Regions from separate parts of the Homo sapiens genome. Here region 2 is linked to region 1. Evidence: read pairs that join two places in POLR2A ChIA-PET (ENCODE). Cell type or tissue: PC-9. All regions are shown on one strand. Each heading gives the region's core, and the rest is flanking DNA. Links, peaks and the distances in the headings are about the cores only.

The links. Peaks named below come from ENCODE experiments on the same cell type or tissue, not always from the same donor. Only the 100,000 strongest peaks of a DNase experiment are listed, where the experiment ranks them.
Region 2: POLR2A ChIA-PET joins it to region 1 with 19 read pairs; 5 of 35 experiments call an interaction of 5 or more read pairs at or near these places.

Annotation. Positions count from the first base shown.
Region 1 is chr1:51,645,798-51,661,211 of GRCh38, forward strand. OSBPL9 (oxysterol binding protein like 9) reads left to right here. Exons shown (of 24, transcript NM_024586.6): 2 at 6,194-6,244. Among named protein-coding and RNA genes, the nearest start is that of OSBPL9, 36 kb to the left of the region's middle. RefSeq lists a silencer at 2,023-2,231. In PC-9, for the core only: no CTCF peak of the experiment used is centred there; no DNase peak of the experiment used is centred there; H3K27ac peaks cover 735 bases.
Region 2 is chr1:51,772,873-51,788,286 of GRCh38, forward strand. It overlaps OSBPL9 (oxysterol binding protein like 9), which reads left to right. Exons shown (of 24, transcript NM_024586.6): 15 at 3,961-4,046; 16 at 8,292-8,463; 17 at 9,687-9,771; 18 at 11,043-11,153; 19 at 11,392-11,455; 20 at 11,570-11,710; 21 at 12,936-13,014; 22 at 13,654-13,745; 23 at 14,481-14,616; 24 at 14,843-15,414. The coding sequence ends at 14,917. Among named protein-coding and RNA genes, the nearest start is that of MIR761, 56 kb to the right of the region's middle. RefSeq lists silencers at 12,345-12,639, 14,071-14,271. In PC-9, for the core only: no CTCF peak of the experiment used is centred there; no DNase peak of the experiment used is centred there.

The sequences.
Region 1 (15,414 bases), core at 5,286-9,285:
TTTTTTTATGGCATAGGGTAGGTATCCAGCTTCATTCTTTTACATATGGTTTAATCATCATTTGTTGGAAAGACTATTCCCTATTGGATAGTCTTGGCACTCTTGTAAAAAAAAATCACTTGATTATGTATGTATGGGTTTATTTCTATACTTGCAATTCTATTCCATTGATCCTATGCATATCCTAATGTCAGTACCACACTGTCTATTATTACTGTGGTTTTGTGTTGCATTTTGGAATTGAGAAGTGTGAGTCCTCCAATGTTGTTCTTTTTTTGAAGTTTGTTCTGGCTATTCTGGGTCCCTTGCAAAACCACTGAATTTTAGCATCAGCTTATCAATTTCTACAACAGAAAAGGGGAGTTAGGATTTTGATAGGTATTATATTGAATCTGTAAATCAATTTAGGGAGTACTGCCATCTTAACAACATTAAGTCTTTCAATCTAAGAGCATGAGGTATCTTTCTATTTATTTAGGTCTTCTTTAATTTCCTTGTGTTGTTTTGTAGTTTTCAGTGTACAAGTCTTATGCTTCTTTTATTAAATTTATTAATAAGTATTTTACCTTTTGATGCTATTATAAATGGAATTGTTTTCTTAGTTATATCTCCAAATTTTTTAAATCTGAAAGTATAGAAATACAATTAATTTTTGTTATTGAATTTCTGTTTGAAACTTTGGTGAGCTCATTTATTAGCTCTAATAGTTTGTTTTTGGTGTGGATTCCTTAGGATTTTCTTTGTTGTTGTTGTTTTTTGTTTTTGAGACGGAGTTTTGCTCCATTGCCCAGGCTGGAGTGCAGTGGCACAATCTCGGCTCACTACAACCTCCTGGGTTCAAGCGATTCTCTAGCCTCAGCCTCCTGAGTAGCTGGGACTACAGGCGCCCACCACTCCCAGCTAATTTTTGTATTTTTAGTAGACATGGGGTTTCACCATGTTGGCCAGGCTGGTCTTGAACTTCTGACCTCAAGTGATCCACCTGTTGCAGCCTCCCAAAGTGCTGGGATTACAGGTGTGATCCATTGCACCCAGCCCCCTAGGATTTTCTATATGGAAGGTTATGTCTTCTTCAAACAGAAATACTTTAAACTCTTCCTTTCTAATCTAGATGCCTTTATTTCCTTTTCTTGCCTGATTTCTCTGGCTAGTACCTCCAGTACAGTGTTGAGCAGGAGTAGCAAGATAAGACATTTTTGTCTTGTTCTTAGGTATAAAGCTTTTAATCTTTCATCATTACATATGCGGTTACCTTGGGCTTTTCATAGATGCCCCTTATTAACTCAAAGAAGTTCCCTTCTGTTTCTAGTTTGTTGAGTGGTTTTTATCATGAAATGGTGTTAGATTTTTTTAAAAGTACGTTTTCTGTGTCTTTTGAGATGATCATGTGATTTTTGTTCTTTATTTTATTAATATGGTATATTATATTGATTGTTTCTTATACGTTGACTCAACCTTGTATTCTTGGGATAAATCCCACTTGGTCATAGTATATAATCCTTTTTATATCTTGCTGGATTTTGTTCGCTAGTATTTTGTTGAGAATTTGTCCATCTATATTAGAAACAGATACTGTTTTTTACGTACGATTTTTTTTCTGGTTTTGGTATTAGAATAATACTAGCTTTATAGAAAAAATTGGAAAGTGTTCGCTCTTCTATATTTTGGAAGAGTTTGTGAAGGTATGTCGTTAATTCTTTAAACATTTTATAGAACTCACCATCTGGGCCTGCGCTTTTCTTTGTGAGAAGTTTTTTGATTACTAATTCAGTCTTTTTACTTATTTTACGTCTATTCAGATTTTCTATTTTTTCTTTAGTCAGTTTTGGCAGTTTATATCTTTCTTGGAATTTATTGGTTTCATCTAATTTGTTGTTCCTTGTATTTCCTTAGAATTTTTTTGTTTTTGTAAGATTGGTAATAATGTTTTTTTTCTTTCATTCCTGATTTTAGTACTTTGAATCCCCTTTTTTTTCCTTGGTCAGTCTAGCTAATGATTTATCAATTTTGTTGATTTTTTAAAGAACCAACTTTTGGCTAGGCACAGTGGCTCGCACCTGTAGTCCCAGCACTTTGGGAGGCTGAGGCAGGTGGATTGCTTGAGCTCAGGAGTAGCCCGAGAACCCCTTCTGAGTAGAACATATCAGTTCGATATTCCCACTTCATGGGGGTAATCCTGTTTTGTCATCCAGCTGAAAAGACAGTAGCATTCATTTCAGAGTGGTCCTTTTTTAAGGTACCGGGCCTTGTAGCTGGAGGCAGAGAGAGTGACAGTTACTGGGCTGTAGACCACATATCTATTTGTGCCAATTTGCTTGAAAAAGGACATTTGTTAGCAGGTTTCAGAACATTGGTAAGATAACACTCAGTAGGAAGATTGCTGGCGTTATGTCAGCTACCTTTCTTTCATTACCAGAAGCTACTAGGATTCATCAGAAATAACCTAATATTTGGTGAATGGCATTGGCTTAGACAGATTTGCTTCAGACCAGGAGGTAGCTGAAGATCACTGGCAGCTGGGACTTTCCTCCTTATCTCTGTGCTTCTCTTGCTGTGTAGGCTTGCTTTCTTCGCATAGAAGGCACAGGACCAGTGGCCTCTGTACCTCACAGCTTCAAGAGCAGATAGGAGGGAGCTCTTCCCTTTGCCCCGGTTGAAAAACTTCCTGGGAGATGACTCTGTCCTGCCCTGTGGGGTAGTGGGTCCTGTGATTGGTCAGCTTCCTTTATCAGAAAAGGCTGTGTCTGGTGAAAGCAGTCACACCAGCTTCCCTATAGCCCCGCATTAAAGCTGAGTGGAGAGAGGGAGGGAGAGGGCCCTGTGCTATTGTGAAAGAGGATAATTTGATGCTATTACAGCTCAGATAAGGTCTGGGAGAATGATTTGCCGGACAGGCATCTCCAACTGTGCAACTCAGCCACATTTTACATATGTAACACTGGGTAACTTACTTGATATCCCTAGTGTCATTTTCATTTTTAATATAGGAATAATTCTTACCATGCAAAGGCTTGTAAGGTTTACTGTATATAAAGTGCCTGTTACATAAGGGGCAGCAATGAGTGAGGATCTGCTGCTTCTGCTATTGTTATTATTAATGTTGCTATTATCCCTTTCTCCAAGTCCTCTTATTTAACGGTGTTATTTTTCTAAAACACACCTTTAAGAATGCTATTGCCCTCTTTGTAAACCTTTAGTAGCTCCCCATTAACTATTGAATAAAGTTAAATTTCCTTAACTACTCCATGTTTTTTTTCAGACCCTTCAGGATCTGGTCCCTGTAATCTTCTTTTCAGCCTCATTTTAAAAAATGTTTAATTTTAATTTTTTTGAAACAGTCACACTGTTTCCCAGGATGGAGTGCAGCAGTGCCATCTCTGCTCACTGCAACCTCCGCCTCCCAGGTTCAAGGGATTCTCCTACTTCAGCCTCCCAAGTAGCTGGGATTACAGGTGTGCACCACCATGCCCAGCTAATTTTTGTATTTTTAGTAGAGATAGGGTTTCACCACGTTAGCCAGGCTGGCCTTGAACTCCTGGCCTCACTCAAGTGATCTGCCCACCTCAGTCTCCCAAAGTGTTGGGATTACAAGCGTGAGCCACTGTTCCTGGCCTTCAGTCTTATCTGTAAGTTCCTGTCTGCACCCTGTGCTCTTGTCTGTACATCTACTCTCCTATGAATAGGAAAGTAAAGTTTTCTACATCTGTGCCTTCGCTGATGTTGTTTCCTTGTCTTGGAATGGCCTTTCCCCCACTACCTTCCCTTTCTTTTTATCAGATTTCTTTTTTCTTTCTTTCTTTTTTAAAGCCCCAGGTTGAAACTTGAAACCTGATCATTTCAGTTTTGCTTCCTTCCCTGATCTTTTTCCTTGACTGGGAGGAGCCTTCTGGAGTCCACAGCACTTATTTTTGCTCTATTACGATTGTTTACATGTTAGTCTTTTTTTTTTTTTTTTTTTTTTACATTTTGCAAGAATCTAAGCCAGTTGTTTTGTAGAATGTCACACATTCTGGATTTGCGTGATTATTTCCTGGTTGTATTTGTTTTAATTATTTTCAGTTATCTCTCTTAGTTTTTTCTTTTTTGTTGTTGTTGAAAAAAGGGTTTTGCTCTGTCACCCAGGCTAGAGTGCAGGGGTGTGGTCATGGCTCACTGCAGCCTTGACCTCCTTGGCTCAAGCAGTCCTCCCACCTCTCAGCCTCCTGAGAGCTGGGACTATAGGTGTGTACCACCACACCTAGCTAATATTTTGTATTTTTTGTAGAGATAGAGTTTCGCCATGTTGCCCAGGCCGACCTCAAACTCCTGGGCCCAAGTGACCCTCTTGCCTTGGACTCCCAAAGTGCTGGATTAGGAAATTAGGAAACGACTAGGATTATAATTGGCCCTCTTAATGTTGTTTAATTTGTAACCCTAATAGTTGTATTACCACTGGGACCTGTCTTGCCTTTTTTCTGTTTACTGTAATTTTATTTAAAAAATTGTGTTATAGTAGAAGAGGATCAAGGATGAATATATTCTTACCTTGTTTGGGTTAATTTTGCATTCTAACCTCATCAGGGATTTTCAAATCTAATTATTATTTTTGTGTATTTCCTTTACACTTGAAGGGAAGATAAGTATAGGGTACAGTAAAAGGGCGACTAAATGCTTAAGGAATGTTTTCATCAACTGTTTTCTTTCACTGTGTTATTAGTAAAGAACTCTTTTCAACTCTGCTTGGTATTGAGAAATTTTTTTCCTAAAATATATGATTCCTGATATTTATAGTTAGAACAAAAAGAATACTCTGTTTAGTATCTCGGTAATCACTTCTGAACATGAATTCTTACGGCTCAAGACTTTGGATGTAGGGCATCTATAGTTTCATGTGGGATAATCATCTTTAAAACATAATCATTCAATATTGGCTTGTTTTGCTGCTTTCTCACACAGGTGGAGTACAGGAAAATACCAGTTGTTCAAGTATTAAGTATTTGTTCAACTTCCATTATTTGAGATGTTACTTTGTTGTATTGCACATGACTAATTTACTCTTAGGAATATTTACTGAATGTAAACATAGCACTTTTGCATAACATAGGCTTTGCTTGGCTCAGTTTAGTAAGAGACACAGAAAGGCTAAGTTACATTTCATCAGTAAATGTTTTTTGAGCACCTGATGTGTACCAGACACTGTTCTGAGGCATAAGTCAGATACAATTCCTACCCCCTAAGGTATGTGTAGTCTTGTGGGTGAAGTAAACCAGCAATTATAACACAGGGTGATGCATGCCACAACAGGGGAACACACAGAAGACTCTGGGAGCCCAGGGTGGAAATCTAAATCAGACAGAGCTAAGGTGCTTGGAATGACAACGAGGCAGAACATTTGGGTCAAGAAAATTCCAAACTGAGGGACATTGGATGAGAAGTCACAGAAGCAAAAAATGTTACCCATTTGGGGAATTGCAGAGGTAAAGCTAAAGCAATACTTCTTGAGGTATGGTCTTCTGTTTGCCTTTGTCATAATTATCTGGGGGCAGCTGGGTGCGGTGACTCACGCCTGTAATCACAGCACTTTGGGAGGCCGAGGTGGGTGGATCACCTGAGGTCAGGAGTTCGAGACCAGCCTGGCCAACATGGTGAAACCCCGTCTCTATCAAAAACACAAAAATTAGCCGAGCATGGTGGCGGGTGCCTGTAATCCCAGCTACTCTGGAGGCTGAGGCAGGAGAATCGCTTGAACCCAGGAGGCGGAGGTTGCAGTGAGCCAAGATTGAGACATTGCACTCCAGCCTGGGCGACAAAGCGGGACTCCATCTCAAAACAAAACAAAAAAAAATAATTATCTGGGAGTGATTCTTAAACCTCCAGGTGATTCTTAGCCTTCTAGGTGGTTCTCTGACTCTCTAAAGTATGAGAAACATTCGTACTTAAGGGAATGAAGAAGGAATGAAAATAATGATGTAATATATGTTACATTAAAGGTATGTGTAAAGTTCTATGATTAGGTTAATTTATATAGACTGTATGACATTTTCATTTAAAATCTGTTTATTTTCCTATCCATAAGTAATTTCTTTTTGGAAGAGAAATTGGCAGAAGGGATGGGTATTACTGTAAATCTTGTCCTTTTATCCCCAGATGATTCTAAAAACAATTTACCAGTCTGTTAATGTTTTATTCATTGAATGCTTTGTTTTTCTTTTAGTCCAAGGACAAAATGATGAGAGGCTCTCGCAGAGGATGTGTTAGACTCAGAGTGAGTATTTATTCATTTTTATGAAAATCAATTTTGACAGAAGAAAATTGTATTCTGATAGAATTATGGAAGTCTAAATTTAGTTTAGCTTCCTTACATAATTGTTGGGGCAGGTATCTAAGTCTCAGAGAGAAAATGTGATTTCTCCAAGTAACTGTTAGTCAGTATCAGAACCAGGACTAGAACTCAGTTATTTTGGCCCATGATTCAATGTTGTATTTATGACTTAATGCATGTTCTGATTTTCTTAAACCTCTACTTTACAGACAAGAGACAAGGGCTGGAAATTAAGTGAGTTATGGTGTTGGTGGTATATCAACAGTAGAAAAAATGGAAAAATCCCAACTGTTAGCTGCCGCTGCTTTGTTTTTCCTGTTCAGCACTATTTAATCATGGTATATATAGCAGTGCTGTCCAGTAGAAATACAATGTTAGCCACATCTATAATTTAAGATTTTCTAGTAAGCCACATTTCAAAAGTAAAAAGAAACAGGCAAAATTAATATTTTATCTAGGTCAGTATATCTGAAATATTGTTATTTTAACATGTGATTAATAAAAAAAAATTAAGATATTTTACAATCTTTCTTTCCATACTAACTATTCAAAATCCAGTGTGTTTTTTACACAAAGGGTACATCTCAATTAGGACTAGCTGTACTTCAGAGAAGGGGATCAATAGCCACATGTGACTAGTGGCTGCCTTATGGTGCAGACCTATAGCTTCATGCTGCTTTCAGTTTCCACCATTGTTCAAATAGGTAAAGGCAAGAAAGAATGCATGGCTAGGGATGCAGTTTCTAGTATCCCATTGTATATGAAGAAAAGTGGCCTCTATCATAACTAGGTTAATCAGCTTCTAGGAACCTTTTCTTCAGGACCCTGTTGACTTCTTTCTTCCACCTTTTTTTCTGCATCCTTACTTTTGAAGATGTGAATATATTTGGTAAACATATTATTGCCCTTGTTAACAGTCCTTGATAGAACTGGGAAATACCGCTGAGAAAGACACCAAATTATAATAGAAAAATCCTGGCACTGAGATAGGAGTAGGTATGGGAGATTTGCAGGATGGAAATGAGACAGGCTTGTTTCAATCAGATGGTATATATGTGATAGCACAAAGATTTTTAAAAATTCAACTTCTAGTTTTTGTTTTTTTTTTTCTAAAATTTTCCTTTGGTTTCTCTTTTGTCTGTTTGGTGTAATTACTTTTCTAAGCACTTGCTGTTGACCTCAGTCACCAGTCAGTCTGGTATTAACTGCTCTTTTGGCTTGAGATAAGTTCAGTAGTGAGACTTTAGCAGAACTGTCTTGACAGAGCACTGCAGTTGAATTCCATTTGGATTTAGGCCACTGTCTCATTGTTACAGTTAATCCACTGGTTTTGTCTGTCTTTATTTTTTTGTTTTTGCTTTTAAATGTAGCTTAATTAATTATTAACCCTTCTAACTACCACCTTAAGAAATAGAATTTTGTCAGCTATACCTGAAGCCTCTCCACGTGCCCCAATTAAATAAATTACATCCCTTATATGTCTCCTAAAGTAATCACTTCTTACATTTGGTTATAACTTTTTTACCCAAATGTGTATCCCTAAGTCCTATAGTTTTCTTACCTATTTGTTTAACTTGATGTCTTTTGTTTACAATTTGTCTGTTGAAGAATCTGGACCGGCTGGGTGCTGGAGCTCACGCCTTTAATCCCAACACTGGGAGACCGAGCGAGGCAGAGGATCATTTGAGCCCAGTAGTTCGAGACCAGCCTGGGAAACATAGTGAGATCCCCATCTCTACAAAAAATTTAAAAAATTAGCTGGATGTGGTGACACATGCCTATAGTCCCAGCTACTTGAGAGACTGAGGCAGGAGGATCACTTGAGCCCAGGAAGTCAAGGCTGTAGTGAGCCATAATTGTGCCACTGCCTTCCAGCCTGGGTGACAGAGTGAGACCCTGAGACCCTATCTGAAAAAAAAGAAAAAAAAAAAAGGAATCCAGACCCTTTGACCTATAAGAATTTTCCATAGTATAGATTTTACTGATTGCACGGTGGTGCAGTTCACTACATTCCTCTGTCCATTGTTTTTGCTGCAAATTGGCAGCTGGATCCAGAGACTGGATCAGACTTAGGTTTGATCCCTTTGGCAAGACTGTAGGTGGTGGTGTGTTCTTTTAGCAGGAAGAACATAGTGTCTAGTTTTTGCCCTTTGTTGATATTAGCAGCTATTGATGTTCAGTACCTACACCCATTAACTCACTGAGGGTTGCAAAATAATGACAGGCTATCATTTTGTTTTAATTTTTATCAGAAATAATTTTATAAGGAGACATTTCATCTATTATTTGGTTACCCAGTGGTGCAGTTAAAATAGGCAAGATGACTGCTTGATTATTTCCTATTATTTACCAAATTTTAAAGGTAATGAATTGGCTTCAAAAACAACCACTTATATATGTGTTTATATGTATATTTCCAAAAGAATTGGAAACAGGGACTGAAACAGATGCTTATATATCCATGTTCATAGGATATATAACATGGATATATAGCATTATTTGCAATATTCATAGCATTATTTGCAATATTCACAGTAGCCAAGAGGTGGAAAGGATCCAAGTGGCCATCCACTGATGAATGGATAAAAAATGTGGTATATAAATACAGTCTATTATTATTATTATTATTATTCAGTCTTATAAAGGAAGGAGATTCTGACACATGCTGCAACATAGATGAACCTTGAGGACACTAGACTAAGTGAAATAAGCCAGTTACAAAAAGACAAAAAGGGTATGATTCCACTTATGTGGGATTCCTAGAGTAGCCAAAATCAGAGACAGAAAGTAGAATGGTGGTTTCCAGGGGTTGGGAGTACGGGAGATGGGGACTTAGTGTTTAATGAGTATGGAGTTTTCAGTTTGGAAAGATGAAAAAGCTCTGGAGATGGATGGTGATGATGGTGATCATCACATCATGAACAATGTGAATGTCCTTTATGCCACTGAACTATACACTTAGAAATGGTTGAAATAATAAATTTCATGTTAGTATGTTTTACCATACACACAAAAACACCCATATATTTCACAGTTTTATAGGTCAGACATCTCTGTTGGGTTTTGTGCTTAAGGTCTCGTATGACTGAAATCAAGGAGTTGGCTGGACTGGGCCCTTATCTGGAGGCTCTGAAGAAGAGTCCTCTTCCAGGCTCATTCAGGGCATTTGCAGAATTCAATTCCTTGTGATTGTAGAACTGAAGCCCTGTTTGTTTTTTGTTTTTTGTTGTTGTTGGCTGTCAGTTGTGTTCTGCTTTCAGCTTCTAGAGGCTGCACGTATTCTTGGTCACGTGGCCTAGACCCCTCCATCTTCATGTCAGCGATGTGCATTGAATCCTTCTGGTGCTCTGAATCTTTCTGACTTCCCATTCGGCTATCAGCTGCAGAAAATGCTCTGCTTTTAAAAGACCTCATGTGATGACATCGGATTAGGTCCACCAAATAATCTCCCTTTTGCCATGTAATGTAACATAATTACTCCTGCGATATCATATTCATGGTTTTCATCCATACTCAAAGGGGAGGAGATTATACAGGGGCAAGGGTCTGTGAGAGTCATTCTTAAAATTCTGCCTACTACACAGCATGACAGAGAAGAACCAAATATACCTGTGTTTGATTCCCATTTTTACCCATTCCTTTGTTGAGTGGAAAAGGGAAGCTATCATAAGCTTCCTGAGCTTTAGTTTCCTCTTCTTTAAGGTGGAGATAATACTCTTCTTGCAGAATTTTGTGACGATTAGGTCCTGGCACATAGATGGAACTTAATAATTAGAAACATGTATGTGTGTGTTTGTCCCTCTGTGTGCACACACGTGCATTTTACTAGGCTTTGTAGTATTTTCCAAAAATTAAACTGCCGAGGCTTTTAGTCAAGAAATATCTTGAGGGTTTGTTTACAATACAGTTACCAAGTCCACCTTCTAGATAGGCTGCTTTAGTGTAGTGTTCTGGAACCTTTATTTTTAAACAGATTATCCAGGTAATTATGTTGTGTAACCAAGAGGGACCACTGGTGTAGAAACAATCAGAGAGACCTGGGGCTGAATTTTACTCAGCTCTTCCCTTACTGACTCTGACATTGGGCACATTTCTTAACTTTTATGAGGATACCGTGATATAACTGGTACGGTTGTAATGAGGCTTAGCAATTATGTATGTATAGGAAACAGTAACTGCTATGGATGACAACGATGATGATGATGATGAATATGGTAGTGATACTGCATCTAGATTCCAAATGAGCTTAATGAGCTATCATTGACTGCACTACTGATCTTGCCCTTGCCCCATCCATCCCATCCTATATTTGAATCACACTATGTTTCTTCCTTTTCCCTCACTGTGCTTCTTCATTCCTCATTGCTTCTGACTTTTTCTTTTTCTTATATCATGGAAGTTCTGCACCCCCTATCTGATGAGCTCATCGCTTAAGAGACTTTTCAAATGTTACCTCATCTGTGAAGCCTTTCTAATCCGCATACTTCTAACAGGTTTAATTCTCCCCTATCCTCTACATTTTTTTTTCCTTCTTCCCCCACTCCTGCTTCTCCTCCCCCTCCTCGCTCTCCCCCCAACTTTTGACAGGATCTTGCTCTTTACCCAGGCTGGAGTGCAATGGTGCGATTATAGCTCACTACATCCCCAAATTCCTGGCCTCAAGCAATCCTCCTGCCTCAACCTGCTGAGTAGCTAGGACTACAGGTGTGCACCACCACACCTGGCTAATTAAAATTTTTTTTTTTTTTAGAGACGAGGTCTCACTGTGTTGCCCAGGCAGTCTTGCTAACTCAGTCTCCTAACTCCCGACCTCAGGCAGTCCTCCTAACCCAGTCTCCCAAAGCATTGGAAATTACAGGCACCAGCGACCATGCCTGGCCTATTTTTTTACATTTGTAATTTAGAGCCATGAAATTACTTGTTACATTGTATTACATGTTAATTTTTCTGTTGTCTCCACTTGGATAATAAGTTCCTATTCAGTGTCACAGTTGCCTGGCACATAATAAATACTCAAAAATGCTTATTGTTAATTTTATGTATTTATGAAAATAATCAGTAAATGTTGGGAAATTTGCCTTTACTATGGTTTGCATACAAAAGAACTGTGGGAGTTATTTATCTTAAACATAATGTGAGCCAGTGGTATGATGTATTTTCTAAAAAGAACAAAGCAAAACACCCACATGAACATAGGGTACATAAAAGGAGAATGGAGAAAGGGACCATAGAGGAAACCCAGATCAGGTGCTGTGCTGGATGATTTTCATACACATTCCTATCATAACCCTGTCAGGTAAATGCTCATATTTCATTTTGCAGATGAGGAGACTGAGACACAAACTACTCTTAGTAACTTATCAAGGTCACATAGGAATGGTGAATCTGAGATTGGACTTGGGTCTTATTTCAAAGCCCTGTTCAATTCTTAATGTTACTAGGCTCCCATTCCTCTGGACTAGAAGAGTGAATTCAGATACTGTAAGTCATTATAAGGTAGTGTCAAACCAGTGGAGGAAAGCAGAAAAGTGAAAAACCTTCTTTGTGTTGGTTATGAAGTGTGTGCCACTAGACGGTGCCCTTTCCTTGATGAAGAAATAAAATGTTGCTTGAGTCCTGTGGTCTGATCCTCTCCCATACTAGTCAAAAACAAAACATTGGCATTTTCAGATAATATCTGGAAAATGGAGACATGACAACATTAAAGAGGCAGTGTGGCCCGGGCTTGGTGGCTCATGCCTGTAATCCCAGCACTTTGGGAGGCTGATTCAGGAGGATCACTTGAGTCCAGGAGTTTGAGACCAGCCTGGGCAACATAATGAGACCTCTTCTCTACAAACAAACAAAAAAAATGAACAAAATTGGCTGGGTGTGGTGGCTTACACCTCTATCCCAGCTACTTGGGAGGCTGAGGTGGGAGGATCACTTGAGTGCAGGAGGTCGAGGCTGCAGTGAGCTGAGATCATACTACTGCACTCCAGCCTGGGTAACAGAGCAAGACCCTGTCTCAAAGAAAAAAAAAAAAAAAGTAGGGTGTAGTGGCAAAAACAAATACAGGGCATGTATGTAATGAAATTCAGACTTGGATTCTGCCACATTCTGGCGTTGTGACTTGAGGCAACTTTTCAGCTCTGAGCCCTATTTCCCATATCTCTGGAATAGACATCATGCCATTTACTCATAGTGTTGTGAGTACCAGATTAGTTAATACATTTTGAAAAGTACTCAAACACGGTGTTTGGAGCTTAATAGGATCTAAATGAATGGTAGTTTTTTTTTTGTAATTCATAATTTCTATTAATACAGATGAATCTCAGATTCTGAAGAATTCTAAAGGGCCTTAGGAATCACCAAAGAAAAATGAATTATATTAAACAAAGTTTTAATGGTAAATTTATTATACATCTTTGAAAACTATTAATCTACATGTGATTTAGAGTGACCCTCTTTTACTCCATCCAGTGAAACTAAGTATTCCATTTACCTGTTGTGCTAGGTATCAGAATTGAATGTGATTTCCTGAGAGATGCATTATCTATTCTCTTTTCTTTTAGTCTACCACAAGAGAGGTCGGTGGTGCACCATGACAGAATATTAATATTTTCAGTAATGACTTCTGTTAGTGCCCTATTTCATTGATACCATCACTTTTTTTTTTCACAATGCAATAAGGTGTTATTTTTAGGTTAATGTATAACCTTAAGAATGTCTTCCTTTTTCCCTTGGATCTGTATCCTGTAAGAACTTTTATCAATTGTCTTGTTATTTCACAGTGAAAAGTCACTCTATTCATTGTGGCTTTTCTCGTTAATTCAGTAGCCTTTTTGTAAGCTCTTTCTCTTCTCTATGAATTTAATATTGAAAATATCCTCCCTTGGGCAAGATGTAAACATCTATTTAATCTCTGTGATTGGTACATAGATGTCATTAGTGCTCTATTTTATGAATGTTTATACTATTTCATAATTACAAATTAAAAATTAAATGAAAAAGAAAGTGATGGAAGAATATATTCCAGGCAAGTGCTAACCATAAGAAAGCTGGGAAACAGAATTAATATCAGACATAGAATACTAAGAAAAGAAATTAAATTGTTATGGAAAAAGAGAATACCAAAGACGCAGTATCACATAGATAACATTCTTTGACAACAATGGAAAAAATTAGAAATCCCTTGATGAAACAGTAGCCACCCACCTCACACACATACTTCTGAATAATTCATTGGTGGAAGTAGAAATGATAATAGAAATTGTGAAATATTTAAGTCTGAACGATAATGAGAAAACCACATGTTAAAACTGCATCTATGGAAGTCTGATTTATAATCTTAAATGAATATATTACAAGACAGATTGAGAATTAATGATCTAAACATTAAAATTTTAAAATTAGGTAAAGAAAAGAAATAGCAAAGGAAATAGAAAGAAGAAAATAACAAAAAGAATACACTAATGAAATGGGAAATAAACAGTAGAGAGCATAAACCAACTGAACTGTGATTCTGTGAAAAAAGTAATAAAATAAACCCTGGTTAGATTGGGAGGAAAAAAACGAAGGCACAAATAAATAATATTAAGAATGAAAAAAAGAAAAGTACGTAATAGTAGAGATGAAAAATTGTCAGGAAGCTACTACAAATACATTTTGCCAATAAATTTGAAAGCTTATATGAAAATGGATAATTTCTCAAAAAAGCATAAATCAACAAAATTAGGCTGTCAAAGAACTTGACAAGGTGATTCTAAAAGTCATTTAAAATTTGGGAAAGGGGAGAGATATTTTTAAAGAATAAGGAGTTGGTGGACTTGCCACTCCAGATATTAAGTTTTTAACTGAAACTATGGTAATTAAAATGGTATGGTGGTGTTATAAGAGACAGAAATAGATTAGCGGAATGGAAGAGAAAGCTGAAAAACAGAACCATTTGGATTTGGGTCTTGGAGAAAGCTGGAAATTTGGTATATGATAGAGCGTTACAAATCAGACATTATCACTTAGTAAATGAAACTGGATCAATTGGGTGTCCATATGAAAAAAAGAAGATTACTCTTTACCCCATGTGATACACAAAAACAAATTTCAGATGTATAAGAGGTATAAAATGAAATTTTAAACTTAGAAAAAAAGCATAGGTGATATCTTTATGATGTCAAGATAGAGCAGAAAGCATAAACCACAATGGCAAATATTTGTGGATTTGACAACATTCAAAATTTAAAACCTTTGAACAAAAAAAGATACCACAGTCAAAGGGAAAAGACAACTCATGGATAGAAGAGAAAATACTTAAAATACATCAGTTGGCAAAGGATTAATATTCTGTGTATATATAAATAACTCCTGCATATTAATAAAGAAGACAAAAAGAAAATCCCCCCAAATGCATACAAATCTGTAAAAAAGACAAAAGAATTCTCAAAATGTAGAAAAGTTACATACTTTCAATTCATGTAAGGGGGAATAAGAAGGTAAAATATTGAATGCAAAAGCAAAGCAAATTGTTTACCACTCTCTTACTGGCATCTAGGCCAGTGCCTAGAAATTCAATAAATACTTGTTGAATCAATGAATGAATGATGCTAAAGTAGGTCCTCCATGCAGCGTCTTCTTTAGTGAGCAGGTTGAACTGCAAGCCATTCTGCTCCCTTCTATATTATTGATTCTGTCACTCCTCTCTAGACTGTATGTTCCTCCAGGGCATAGACATGTTTTGTATCCCTTGGCTGTTACTGTTCTTGGCCCAGAATAGGTATTTAATAAGTTTGTTGAAGTAATTAGTGAATATTGTTTACTGTCACCATGTCCTGTTAAGAACAGGCTTTGGATCAGGGTTTGCAAGACCTAGTATTCTTCTCCCTTTTAGTTGTTGGACTTTTGGCAAACTTAAAAAAAATTTTTTTTAAACCTGAGTCTCAGTTTCTTAATCTCTAAAGAAGAGTAGTGACCTGTTCTGCCTAAATCTCAGGGACCACATTTAAATGCACTATGTGAATGTAAATAGACTTCCAATGTCATTTAAGCAGTGATGAAAAGTATGTGGTTGTAGAGTTATAATGGGAGTAGCTATGCTGTGTATTCTTAGCACTGTCTACATTCCTTTTAGGAGCCTG
Region 2 (15,414 bases), core at 5,857-9,856, 130 kb after region 1:
AAAATTTTATAAATGATGAAATAAGTCAAGCTAGGATAATTTCATAGAGAACAGTGTGTATGAGTTGTATGGATTAAGATTTGGTAGAGTTCTAATCTTAGGGTCAGAGGATCTGTGTTTTCGTCCTACCTCTAATATTAGCAAACCACGCACGGTCTTCAGTGAGTTTCTTCTGTTTCTTCCTCTGTGGACTTCAGGGTTCTCTATGCAAATTGGACACATAGTAACCTGTTTCAGAGGGTTATTGTAAGGATTGGAAGAGGTAGTAAATGTAAAATTGTGACATATTTGTGACCTCTGTCTCCCAGGTTCAAGCGATTCTCCTGCCTCAGCCTCCTTGGTAGCTGGGACTACAGGCACGCAAAATGACACATATTGAGTCATGCAAAATTACCATAGTCTGGATTTGAATTTGAATTTAAACTTGGAGCTCTCAACAGAATGCATGCTTGAATTAGGAGACTGGTGTATGGGTGCCTTTGTATATTCCTGCCACTGTGCTAGAAAACCCCCTCCTTTCACTTAATTCTCACCACAGTACCACAGAGTAGGTGTTATTAACTTCATTTCATCAGGAAACTAAAACTCAGAAGTTAAGTAATGTGGCTGAGTCGTGTTAAGTCATATTAAGTGGCAGACTGAGATTCTAATCTGCTCCATGATTTTAAAACCTGTAATCTTTCCACTACTGCCTTTGTCTTGAAGGCTTGAACTGTATTAACTTTCATATTGATTATTGTTCTGCCGAGCTTTGGGGAGTTGATTAAATTTAGAGTTCTCACTTTTGTTAGGGCAAAATCAATTCCAGTGTTATAGTCTTTGTCAGTAGTGAACTCCTTTTTGTTTTGGATTTAGAGGGCCATTAAGAAAAAGACTAATTCATAATACCTTCAAGTAAGTGTCTGTAATAAAACCTTTTACCCCTAATCTAAGTGAGAACAGAGACACAAGGACAACTTTTATTTGTGGAGCCCAACACACTTACTAGGAATGTTCTAGGTAGGAGAACATTTGCAGGAGTTTGTCCCCGGAATTGCTTCAGTAATCATTAGATTGTACAGCTGCTGGCGTTGTTGTTGTTGTTGTTGTTGTTGTTGTTGTTGTTGTTAGGAAGGACGTTGTTTTCCAGGAGTGGCTCATTAGGCTTCCTGTTGAATCTCATTGGCCAGTATCAGGCATATGCTCGTGCCTAAACCTGCCACTGGCAAGGGGGAGGCTAAATGATTGGTTTAAATGAATCCACATTCACCCCTTGAGACGTGGAAGAGAAGGCCATGGCAGCCCACAGCTGAACCTGAACTGAATCAGAGTTCTTGGGGGTGAAGCATGGATGGGGAGAGGCAACCAGATGTATTTGCCACAATCAAGTTTGTAATTCTTGCCTCACATAATTTTCTCTGCCAAATAAACCATATTTGAGTCCATAGCTGCTAAAAGCTTGTTATATTATAAATGATATTATCATAATTATTTTTTACTGAATGTGTTTAAAATAAGTCATTTTTGAAATTTTTATTGGCACAAATGGCTGTGATTGCCAACAGATTCTGAAATCTTGGTTCCTTTTATGCATTCCAAAGTATTGTTACAATAATGCCTTAAATTTGTGTCTTTTATAAGAATGTTTTCTCACTTCAGATACTTTCCAAAAAGAGTTTGTTTTCCAAATACTTTGTAGTTTTTAAAAATACTACACAGTCACATCCCATTTAACCTCACTCAGTCTTTAAAATAAAAGAACCCTAACATATAAGCAGGGCATGTAATTATCTTCCTTTTCAGGTACTTAGAGAAATTGAGTTAATTTTTCAGGGCCTCCTCACAGCTAAGAAGAGGCTAAACAAGCTCTTGAACCCAGGTTGAAGACAGCTAAACCCAGCTCTCTTCATCACTGTTACAGCAGTTTGACTTAATAGCATGTATCAGTATAGCACTACAAACATTGAAGAAAATCTGTTAAATAAGAGTTCTCAGAAAAATCCTAAGTAGAAGAAAAAAATATTTATTTTTTTTAAATTACGTGTGAAATTAAACTTTTTAAAAATGTTTTTTGGCTGTTCAGTTCCTTTGTCCATTTATCTACTGGAGTAGTGATCTTCATCTTGAGTTGTAAGAGCTGTTTATACATTAAAGGTATTTATCCATGTTTTCTTCTTCAGCATTTTTACTCGGTGGTTTATAATTCTGCGTTATCTAAAGTGGTAAGAAGTTGTACCAAGGCAGTATATAAGCTTCCCTGCTAATCTAACCCTATTTGGATTATGAATTTACATGTTCTGTGGAAGAAAAATGTTTACCTAAAATTTAAATGCTGAGAGTCTGATAATAGAGATTCTAAGTGTTACAGTCTTAGTGTCCCTTTCCAAGCTTGTGTTCATCAGCCCACTTTATATTTTCATTATATGTCCAGCCACACTGGTTCACTGATTAATCCCTGTCACACCCCTCTTCCTATCCTTTCCTTGTCTTTTTTTTTTTCTCCCGTCTCCATGTCTTGTTCTTTTATCACAGCCTTACTCTTCTTTAAGGCTTTTCTCTAGTGCCACCTCAATAAATTGTTTCCCAGCTCTGCCCTCATTCTGTTCCCCCAAACAGAGCATGATCTTTCCTTGAACTGAACTTCCAGGGTGCTTAGAGCATTCTTGTATGATGTTTGTCACATTCCACCTACAATTTAAATGCTCTTGTTATTCTCTCATACTTACCTTTGTCTCCACCATAGCTTGCTTGCATTTATTTATTTATTTATTTATTTAGAGATGGGGTCTTGCTCTGTCACCCAGGCTGGAGTATAGTGGTGCAATCTTGGCTCACGGCAACCTCTGCCTCCTGGGTTCAAGTGATTCTCCTGCCTCAGCCTCTCGAGTAGCTGGGACTACGGGTGTGCGCCACCACACTCAGGTAATTTTTGTATTTTTAGTAGAGACGGGGTTTCACTGTGTTGGCCAGGCTGGTCTCGAACTCCTGACCTCGGGTGATCCACCCACCTCAGCCTCCCAAAGTGCTGGGATTATAGGCACAAGCCAGTATGCCCAGCCTCCACCACAGCTTTTAACACAGGACCTTGAATATAGTGGATATGTAGTTATTACTAAATGTTAAGAAATTTTTGCTTACTCTGGGGTGTTCTACTTCGTAATGAATAATTGATAATCTGATACTCATTTCAAAAACTCTTCTCCCATTCCCATTCTCTAATGAAATTCTTCTCTTTTTTTCATTGGTTAATCATCTTTCTCATGTCTTCCCGTATTCCAGTTTGTTGGTTCCCAGTCTGTATTCTTTTCTTCTTTTTGTTTATTCCTTTAATTGCTCATTTAAAAGTTTCTTACTGTGTAAATAGTAGTGAGAGCGCGAGTGTGAATAAAACTTAATTCTTGGATTGTAGGTGCTCATCATGTATTTCCTATACACTTGTCTAATGATGATAGAGCAACAGCAGTAGAAAGTGCACACACGCCCCAAACTCAGATCCAGTTTGAATTCCACATTAATAATGGGACAATTAATAGTGGGACGCTGAGCTTCATATTTCTTCACTGTAATAATTTCTTCATCATAGGGCTATTGTAATATAATATGTATGTAATATACAAATAATAAAATAATGTATATGTAATGTCCAGCAGATAGGAGGCATCAAAGGATTCCTCTGAGTGAGTTTGTTGAGTAGTTTGTTGTTGTTACTATACTTAGGGAGAAAAAGGAAGTTTCACAGAGGAAGTGACATTTGAACATTCAAAAGTCTTTCTCTGTTTTTGATCTGCTAGGCAGGTTAATGGTCATTTCTGAATCTGACAGGTTGAGAATTAGTTTTTGGAGCATGCCTGGGCAATATGTGGTGGATGTTACCATGATTTGAATGAGGTGGTGTTTTGTTTTGTTTTCTTTTTTTTTTTTTTAGTCTGTTTATCTGAAGAGAAATTTGATCTTCAAGGGTCAAATGTGTATGTTTTTCAGGTAGTTCTTCCAACGTTTATTCTTGAAAGAAGATCTCTTTTAGAAATGTATGCAGACTTTTTTGCACATCCGGACCTGTTTGTGAGGTATTTGACTGAACATGGTAGTTTCCAACGTTTACAGATGTTACTCAGCAGCTTTCTGCCTTTTATTTTGCAGGATAGATGGATTCCTTGTCACCTTTCAAACATTTCTGGGTATTCTGTGGTATTGAATAATGTGTTTACACTGGTTGCCTGTTTGCTTAAAGTTATATGGTGGCGATGTTAGGCAACCAAGTTTAACACTTTAAAAAATTCTCAAGAGCCCGTTAATAGGTAGCCAATATTCACAAGGCCAATGGTATAAGTTTATTTAATCCAGGCACTGGCAATCACTGTCAAATTATTTGTACTATATCCTAATGAAGCTTAATTTTCTGAGTTCAGCAAACCTTTCCAAAGCACCTGTTGTTTGCTAGGCACTTTCTTACAAGTTGGAGAAAGGAAAAGTCATGTCTGCCCTTGAGCTTACAATATAGTATCCAAATTATAGATGATTTATAAATTTTAAATATAAAGCTTGCAATATTATATATGTGTATATGTATGAGATAGAAGTAATGTAAAGGTGAAATTGATTTACAAGGAGGTGAGTTCACATTGCCTTTCGCTGGTAGCAGGAAATTTTTTTGTAATGGGGAATGTTGTTAGTTCGTCTTCTCTGCATTCCTTAGTCTCAGACTGTGGTTTACTGAAGCTAGATACATATCACTGAAGTTTCTTGCTGGGTGGATACATTGGCTGACATTGATAAATATATATTTTTTTTTTCTTGATGAAGATTTAAAAGAATAACCAATTCCCCAAAGGCAGAAATTTAAATAAATATGGCAGTGTTTAAATTAACAGATAATTTAAGAAGTAAAATTTAAGCATTTATTAGTAACGTGTAAGCAAAAATGGAACGTACCAGTTGTTCATTGGGTATAGATTTGAGATTTAAGGGTAGTTTTTATGTGTGAGAATTTAAACTTTGAGGCCCCCAGAACTATTTACAGGCCAGTTGCAGTGGCTCATGCCTGTAATCCCAGCACTTTGGGAGGCCAAAGTAGAAGGATTGCTTGAAGCCAGGAGTTTGAGACCAGCCAGGGCAACACAGCACAACCCTGTCCCTACAAAAAAAAATTTTTAATAATAAGCCAGGCTTGGTGGTGTGCACCTGTAGTTCCAGCTACTTGGGAGGCTAAGGCAGGAGGGTCATGCAGTCCCAGCAATTTGAGGCTGGGACTGTGAGCTATAATCACACCACTGCAGCTTGGGTGACAGAGCAAGACCCTGTCTTAAAAAAAATAAAAGTACAGTTCAAAAGCCAGTAGATAAGATTAAACGGAATCATACAAATACTCCATTAATTCTAAGAAAGGAGAAAAGGAGAAATAATGGCATGAACAAGGAACAAAGGGGGCATGTAGAAAACCTATTAAAATGGTAGAGTTAATCCCAACTATATCAACAGTTACCACTCCATTTAATGTCAGACTGGATTAAAAAAGCAGGATTTATCTATATGATATTTTCAAGAGAGAAACTTTAAAGACACTGGTTAAAAGTAAAAGGATGGAAAATGAGATACTATGCAAAACACTAAACATAGCAAAAACTGGTGTATCTGTATAAGTATCAAAGGAGACTTTTAAGACAAGAAATATTATTAGAGACAAATAGGAATATTTTGTAATGATAAAAGCATCTATTTATCAAGAATAAATAATACTCCTAAATATGTATGTACCTAATAACACAGCTTCAAAATACATGCAGCAACAAAAATTGACTAAAAAGAGAAATAGCCAAGTCCACAAATTCATCCGTCAGGGTCTCATGAAGCAAGTAGCCTCTGCCTTCACCACCTCCCCGCCCCCCCAAAAAATCAGGAAGGCTATAGAAGATTTAAACAGCATATCAAATCAACTTGACCCAGTTGGCCTTTCTAAACACTACCCAACAATTGTATAACACAGAGTCTTTTCCAGGTGCATGTGAAATGTTTATCAAGATAGAACATATATAGGGAAGTCTTAATAAATTTAAAATAATTGGAATCATACAGGGTGTATATTCTACACCCATGAATTAAATTAGTAATTGATAACATACAGAAAATCTCCAATTATTTGGCAATTAAGCAATGCACTTACATGGACTTAATCTATGATACTAGAAACCAGAAGCAGTGTTTGCCTCAGAGTAAGTAAGATGTGGCGATTGTTTGGAAAGGGAGATATGGAAACTTTCTGGATTAATGGAAATATTCTGTTTTTTGATTAAGTGACGATTAATTAAATAGATATATACGTTTGTCAAATCCTCAAGCAAAACACTAAGACCCAGGCACATAGACCAATGGAACAGAATAGAGAACCCAGAAATAAAGCCAAATACAGCCAACTGATCTTTGACAAAGCAAACAAAAACATAAAGTGGGAAAAGGACACCCTTCTCAACAAATGGTGCTGGGATAACTAGCAAGCCACATGTAGAAGAATGAAATTGGATCCACATCACTCACCTTATACAAAAATCAACTCAACATATATCAGAGACTTAAATCTAAGACCTAAAATCATAAAAATTCTAGAAGATAACATTGGAAAAACTTCTGGACATTGGCCTAGGCAAAGACTTTATGACCAATAATCCAAAAGTGAATGCAACAAAGATAAATAGATGGAACTTAGTCAAATTAAAAAGTTTCTGCACAGCAAAAGAAATAACAGAGTAAACAGACAACCCAGAGAGTAGGAGAAAATATTCGCAAACTATGCATCTGGCAAAGGACTAATATCCAGAATCTACAAGGAACTCAAACAGATCAGGAAGAAAAAAAAACAAAAACAAAAACAAATAATCCCATCAAAAAGTGGGCTAAGGACATGAATAGACAATTATCAAAAGAAGATAATGATAATAAAATAAATGGTTGGCCGGGCGCGGTGGCTCACACCTGTAATCCCAGCATTTTGGGAGGCCAAGGCAGGTGGATCACGAGGTCAGGAGAGTGAGACCATCCTGGCTAACACAGTGAAACCCCGTCTCTACTAAAAATACAAAAAAATTAGCTGGGCGTGGTGGCAGGTGCCTGTAGTCCCAGCTACTGGGGAGGCTGAGGCAGGAGAATGGCGTGAACCCGGCAGGTGGAGCTTGCAGTGAGCCAAGATCGCGCCACTGCACTCCAGCCTGGACAACAGAGCGAGACTCCATCTCAAAAAGAAAAAAAAAAAAAAGGCCAACAAACATGAAAAAATGCTCAACATCACTAATTATCAGGGAAATGCAAATCAAAACCACAATGCAATAATACCACCTTACTCCTGCAAGAATGGCCATATTAAAAAAAAAAAAAATAGATGTTGATGTGGATATGGTGGAAAGGGAACACTTTTACACTGCTGGTGGGAATGTAAACTAGTACAACCACTATGGAAAACAGAATAGAGATGCCGTAAAGAACTGAAAGTAGATCCACCATTTGATTCAGCAGTCCCACTCCTGGGTATTTACTCAGAGGAAAAGAAGTCATTATATGAAAAAGACACATGCACACACATGTTTATAGCAGCACAATTTGCAATTGCAAAAATGGAACTAGCCCAAATGCCCATCAATCAACAAGCAAATAAAGAAAACGTGGCATATATATACTGTGGAATGCTACTCAGCCATAAAAAGGAACGAAATAATGGCATTCACAGCAATCTAGATGGAGTTGGAAACCATTATGCTAAATGAAGAGACTCAGGAATGAAAAACCAAGCTGGTGGCAAGCACCTGTAATCCCAGCTACTCGGGAGGCTGAGGCAGAGAATTGCTTGAACCTGGGAGGTGAGGTTACAGTGAGCCGAGATCACGCCACTGCACTCCAGCCTGGGTGACAGAGCGAGACTCCGTCTCAAAAAGAAAGAATGATACAGTGGACTTTGGGGCTTCAAGGGGAAGGGTGGGAGGGGTGTGAAGGATAAAAGACTACACATTGGATATAGTGTACACTGCTTGGGTGATGGGTGCACCAAAATCTCAGAAATCACCACTGAAGAAGTTATCCATGTAACCAAACACACCACCTGTTCCCCAAAAACCTGTTGAAATTAAAAAAAAAAGAAAAAACCACTAAGACCAATGCATTTAATTATATATATTATACTCAATTTTAAAATGAAACTGTAAGCTAACTCCTGGTCCTAGGTCCTCAGTCCTCTCAGCCTGACTTAGGTGGACCATGCTGGGGGTTGTTGCATCATCTTGTCTTGTACCAGAAAGCAGGACATTAAATTTTGTCTTTCTCCCTTGCAGCATTAGTGACCAGAAGGATCCCAAGGATCGAATGGTTCAGGTTGTGAAATGGTACCTCTCAGCCTTTCATGCGGGAAGGAAAGGATCAGTTGCCAAAAAGCCATACAATCCCATTTTGGGCGAGATTTTTCAGTGTCATTGGACATTACCAAATGATACTGAAGAGAACACAGTGAGTTCTGCATTGACATTTTTAAATTATCTTAATTGTATACTGATTCAAGATTTTATTTAGGGGCAAATAATAATGATGAAAGCAATGATCAAAAGATGGTCACCACCCATAGAAGAAATTGTTGTTAGAGCAGCATAGTTTGAATGTAGTGAGAAGGAGGAAAAAGAGTAGGATGAGATGAGGATGGGGATGTAGAAATCAGATCTTGCAAGGTCTTGTAGACCATAATATAATTTTATGGCTTTTCAGGATCTCATTTTTGTTTTGAGAAGATCAATAGAATGATTTTGTGAAAAATAAATTGAGAAGGGGCAAATATAGAAGCATGAAGACCATTGTGGAGGTTTTGACATTATTCCAAGAGAGACATGGTGATTCAAGCTTTATTTTGGAGGTAGAACTGATTGATGGATTGGGGGAGGTAAGGGAAAGGAGACATCAGAGATGAATCCTTGCATGTGGATGTAAGCAGTGGCAGTGTCATTTACTGATAAGGAAAAGATTGGATTTGGGGAGGGAAAAATCAAAAGCTAATATAAAATATAAAGTTTTAGAGGTCTGTGAAGCTGTCAAGTAGGGAGATGGAATTTAAGAGTGTGGAGTTTAGGGAGAGGTCTGAGATGGGGATGGGGCTTTCAAAGAGTATAGTGTATTTAGATGACATTTTAAAGCTCTAGGATTGGATAAAATTATTTAGGAAGACAGCATAGCTACAGAAGAGTAGGTAACCCAGAACTGGCTCTGAGGCTCCAACAAATTTAGTGGTTGAAGAAAATGACCAGCAGGGAAGACTCAAATGCATGTAAAAAGGCTTTAAGAAGTAAAAAAAACAAAACCATAGCCCACAGCACCTGACACATAATAATCTGTCAGTAAACATGATTCTCCATATATTTCCCTCTCCAAGTGATGCACTACGTATAGTCCATACTGAAGACAGACAAGTATGTGTCTGTTCTTATTCATTTGGCAGACATTGATAAGTGCCTACTCTTGTCAGCCCTGAATGAGGCACACAATCCTTGCCTTTAAGAATGTCTTAGTCTAGTCAGGGAGACTGACACAAAGCAATTAAAATATTGTAGTTAAGTTCTACAATAGAAATATATATATAGGGTGCTTGGTGTGTGTAGAGCGAGCAGAGACCCCAATTACCAGATTCTCTGAAATGTCATTTGTGTTTTCTCATCAAAAGAAAATTATGTTATATTTGCTTGCAGGAACTAGTTTCAGAAGGACCAGTTCCCTGGGTTTCCAAAAACAGTGTAACATTTGTGGCTGAGCAGGTTTCCCATCATCCACCCAGTAAGTTACAGAGCTCCTCTGCAACCTGTGCTCTCAAAACTATTCTGTCTAAAGAGGGTCATTAAAAGCGCCATAGCTGAGGGTACTGTCAGTTGTGTGACTAGCTGTGTGTTTCTTATTCCCTGAAGTGGAAACTCAAGTTGATTTGTTCCTCATATCTTTTCCTTTTGTAAGCTCCAGACTCTTAGCTTCACAAATTAAGTGCGTATAAAAAGAAGGGATTTAGGAAACCAACTTTTAATGCTTCCAGAGTCATCTTATATATAGTAATTTGTGCTGTAGAGACCTCAGCAACTGTGAGACAGTTTATATAAGTGATACGTAGTTTCTACACAGTATATTCCTGGCATACTGCAGATACCAAAACCGAGGATGCTGAAGTCTCTTACATAAAATGGTGTCTTTTATATTCATATAACCTATGCACACCCTCCTGTATACTTGAGTCATCTCTAGATTACTTATAATACCTAATACAATGTAAATGCTATGTAAATAGTTGTTTCACTATTTATTTGTATTATTTTTATTTTGTATTTTTAAATTTTTTCTTTTGAGACAGGGTCTTGCTCTGTCCCCCAGGGTGGAATGCAGTGGCACAATCATAGCTCACTGCAGCCTCCTGGGCTCACATGATCCTCCCACCTCAGCCTCCCAGTTAGCTGGGACTATGGACATGTGCCACCACACCCAACTAATTTTCTTATTTTTTTTTTTTTTTTTTTAGAGTCAGTGTATCACTATGTTGCCCAGGCTGGTCTCAAATTCCTGGCCCCAAGTGATCCTCCCGTCTTGGCCTCCCAAAGTACTGGGATTGCAGGCGTTAGCCACTGAGCCCAGCCTCTGTATATTTTAGATCCACAGTTGGCTGAATCTGTGGGTACAAAACCCATGGATATGGAGGGTCAACTGTACATACCCTCAACATCTGGTTTGTTTAGTGCAGTATTAAAACTGGAAACACTGGCTGGGCCTAGGTTGGGGCTGGAGCCTGGGTGTACTTGCAGACCAGAACAGATAGCCCTTTTGGTTTTAAGCTTCCTGGGTTGGCCACAGCATCATTTCAGGGATGATCCTGCCCACGTGGCTCTGAATGAATGCTTGCATTGGGGAAAAGGGTATAAAAGGCAGGTAGGTACCTCCTGGCGTAATTGGAGGCTGTTTGAAGGGTAAAGGATTTCCCCATGAAGCCAATTATTTCCCCAGGTTATGTGATTTTGGAGAGGTGGCTGTAGGTATATATAATCTACTAATTGAAAATTTCTATTCAGTTTCAGCCTTTTATGCTGAGTGTTTTAACAAGAAGATACAATTCAATGCTCATATCTGGACCAAATCAAAATTCCTTGGGATGTCAATTGGGGTGCACAACATAGGGCAGGGTAAGTGTGTTGGCATTGGGTGGACTACAATGTTATAGGAGAATTTTATGAAAATGGCTAGACTAGATGTCATTGTTAGCAACTAAGCATTGGTATTGGGGGTGAGAGCAAAGGGTGGGGAACTAGATAGGTTATCCCTAAATTGAATGGAGTATCCTGGAGTAACCATCAGCTCGACAAGAAAGCCTTGTGGCCACTTGGCACTACTCATCAGAGATTCTGTCCCTTCTCTCCACAGGCTGTGTCTCATGTCTAGACTATGATGAACATTACATTCTCACATTCCCCAATGGCTATGGAAGGCAAGTGTGTCCATTTCCTCTGATCAGCAGTAGACTCTGCTGTTCCTTGAGACATGCCCCTTCCCCCTCTTCCTCTTAACTGTCAACCTTACCTAAAAACTTTTGATTTTGCAGGTCTATCCTCACAGTGCCCTGGGTGGAATTAGGAGGAGAATGCAATATTAATTGTTCCAAAACAGGCTATAGTGCAAATATCATCTTCCACACTAAACCCTTCTATGGGGGCAAGAAGCACAGAATTACTGCCGAGATTTTGTAGGTATTTTTTCTGCCTTAGAGCTCTTATGCTTTTCTGAAATAACTGCCTTTTGTCTTGAACTACAGCTTCTGGATTAGGAGTGTGAAAGAATGGTTCTGTCTTTGTAAGCGTGTTTCACATTTTATGTGTCATGTCTTTTGCTGAAGTCCCATATCAGAAGAAGACCTAAAACATATATTCAGAGCAGTCAGAGGTCATTGATAGGTTTCCTTCCTAAAAACCTGACTTGCAATGTTGAACTAAAAGAGGCCTTCCTAGGTTGCCTAGCTAAACCAGATTATGGATCCCTAATTTATTCTTGCCAGATTGAATGATGAGCTGGTCCTTACAGCAGACTTTGTGACCCCTGCAGCACTGCCTCCTGGTCCTCACAGCTATCCCTTTTTCTGTGCCTTTGCTGGGGAAAAACAGTAACCATCACATTTTGCACGCATCTGGCTTGCTTCCACTTGACACTCTTGGGTCACGTGCAGATGACTGTGCCAGTCAGTGGAAAGTCTATAGTGATGGCACCATGACTCTCTCTGCCTCTGGAACCCTTAACTGGGGGGGAAGGGGACAGTGGGAAAGAAAGTTTCAGGCGTTGATAGCAGCTCTCCTCCCTCTGCCCTGGTCATGTCTCCCTTTTCTGGCCTCTTTCAATCCTGTTTATGCCTTGCCCTTCCTAACCAGGCCTTTGCTGTGTTGCTTATCTTCTCACATTCCATAGTTGTGTGTCCAAGTAGAGGTCTGTTACGGCTTTTGCAGAATGGATCCTTGCTCAGGGAAAGTATTCACACCATCTGGCACAGAGGTCCCTTTCAACCTGAGGATGAAAGCCTGCATTATATTCTTAAGCAAAGCCTTCCCTGACCCCCAGTGCCCATGTAAGCTCACCACAGCACTTACCACCTAGAATTTCAATGGTGGTTACGTCTCTCTCCACTACGCTGTGAACAGCTTGAGGATAGGGAATTTGCCAACTCTGTTATGGTCCTTGCACCCAGAATAGGACGTTCTTGCCCAAACCCACCATTCTTGGGATCTCAAGTTCATAAGCGTCCTGTTGAAGGCCCTCATTCTTATAGTTAGCCCTGGGGAGTCCAGTTCTGTTAAGATGCTTTCATCAAAAACTTCACAGTTGCTCTTCTGTGCTCTACTCTGTAGTTGGGCCACACTGAGCAGATTCTTTGGTAGAATTTTCAACTTGAGACTAACACAAGTATTTCCTTTTCTGTTCAGTTCTCCAAATGACAAGAAGTCTTTTTGCTCAATTGAAGGGGAATGGAATGGTGTGATGTATGCAAAATATGCAACAGGGGTAAGATCCTCTATTTTGCCACTTGTTTTAGGCTACATTAGATTGTACTCTATCCCTTTTTCTGGCTTCCTTCATTAGTACTTCCTTCATAATGCATTTCCTTCTACAGTATATTAGAGCTGGAACTTTAGGACAGCTCCAGTGTATGTCATCTCTTCAGGGCAAGCTTTTTCTTTCCTTCCCCCACCTTCTCCCAGCAGTATAGGTAATTATAATCATTTTTACTTTTCTCTCTGCTCTCAAAACACTTGAGAATAATATATGTAAAACAATGCCTGGCACATAGTAAGAACCCAGTAAATGTTAGGTATGTGGCGTATGTTTATAAAATGAAGCACTAAACTGTGTGTTTCCATACACACACAGTTGAAGATTTTGTATAATAAAATTTACTGACTGCCTGGCACCAGAGATACCAAAATGAGTTAAGATAGACCTTTCCTTCAAAGAACTTGCACTCTGTACTACTGCCCACTCAGTGTTCTTAAACAGAGGAAAGATGTTATGAAATTAACAGGAGGAGCCAGTTAACTGCATTTTGGACCTAGAGAATTTGAAGTGTCAAAAGCACTACAATGCATCTAACATTAGGTTAGGGGTTTATGGGTCTAGTTCCCATCCACCTCTATTGTTTTCTAGGAAAATACAGTCTTTGTAGATACCAAGAAGTTGCCTATAATCAAGAAGAAAGTGAGGAAGTTGGAAGATCAGAACGAGTATGAATCCCGCAGGTAAGCCGACATTGTTAAGTGGAACTATTGCTGCAGTGCTTAAACTTTGCCTAGGCGTAGGCACAGGGCTGGGTTTGAGAGACAGTAGGGCAGAGCATAATAGTATAGACCAAGTTTGAATTCCTGGGTTCGTATGTCAGAACTACCACTTACTACCTTTGTGACCATGGATGGCTCAGTCAGCTAACTTCTCTTTACCTTCTTTCCTGAAATGAGAATAAAGGCCTTGAGAGGAAGCCACATCTTAACTAACTTTAAAGCCTCTGTAATTTACTTCTTGACCCTTATTCTCTCCATTCATACTATTTTCTCCATCATATTGTTAAATCCAAGGGAGTTTTTCTGAAATGGAACTTCTCAGTTCCTCTAACACTTACAGGTATATATTAAGGGACACTCAAGCCCTACAGAGGTAAACTGATTGACCCAGAGTTGCACAGTAAGTTAGACATAGAGCCAGAAGTAGAATCCCAGGTCTCAGCTTCCACTATTCTTTTTCTTCTGTTGACCTTATCATACTATCAGGCAGCCCTTATTTCCTTCTTTGACAACTAGCAGTGGAGTCTTCTGAGCCCATATGTCTGTTCCTTACTCCAGTGCCCTGGTGCCAGCGTAAGGAGATTTAGTCTGTGACCTACAGCACTTAAAGCCATTTGACTTGTATTATACTATATTCAGGATGGCTGCAGGCTTTCATTCTCAACATTGGCAGCTCCTCTTACCTCTTTGTTTTAGCCTTTGGAAGGATGTCACTTTCAACTTAAAAATCAGAGACATTGATGCAGCAACTGAAGCAAAGCACAGGCTTGAAGAAAGACAAAGAGCAGAAGCCCGAGAAAGGAAGGAGAAGGAAATTCAGTGGGAGACAAGGGTAAGCTTGCCTGCCCCACCCTCCTAAGTGCTGTTCCTCCTAATTTATTTCAGTGAATGTTGAAGAAGTGATGTGCCAAACACTGTTTATAAACAAGATGATCGCTGGTCCCTACTTGAAACTCATTTCAGTCTAATGGCGGGGTGGGGAGCAGATATGAAATAGTAAGTATATTACAGAAGTACAAAGCAAATATGTAACTAAATTCTTCCTCTTTGTCTTACAGTTATTTCATGAAGATGGAGAATGCTGGGTTTATGATGAACCATTACTGAAACGTCTTGGTGCTGCCAAGCATTAGGTTGGAAGATGCAAAGTTTATACCTGATGATCAGGGCAGTAGGCATAATTCAGCAACAAACAATCTTCCTTTGGGAGAAACCTGTTCATTCCAATCTTCTAATTACAGTGGTTCCTATCTCAGGGATACTGGACTTTCTGACGCAGATGAACAATTAAGGGGAAAAGCTTCCCTTTTCCCTCTGTGGCAGTTACGATTTTGACTTCAGTCCTGAGAAAAACTTCAGGTTTTGAAAATCAGATGATGTCTTCTCCTTTTCCAAACACCACACGTTGAAAGCATTTATAAATCCAAGTCTGAAACTCTGCGCTCTAGTACTGCTGTTAAGATACACAACTTGTTTCTTAGTTCATATAATCTCGGGATACACACACACACACACATATATATACACACACATACGTATACACACACATACATATATATAAATATACCTGATGCCAGATTTTTTTCATAAATATTCTGCCTACTGTAAATATGGGTTCCTCTGAGTTGTT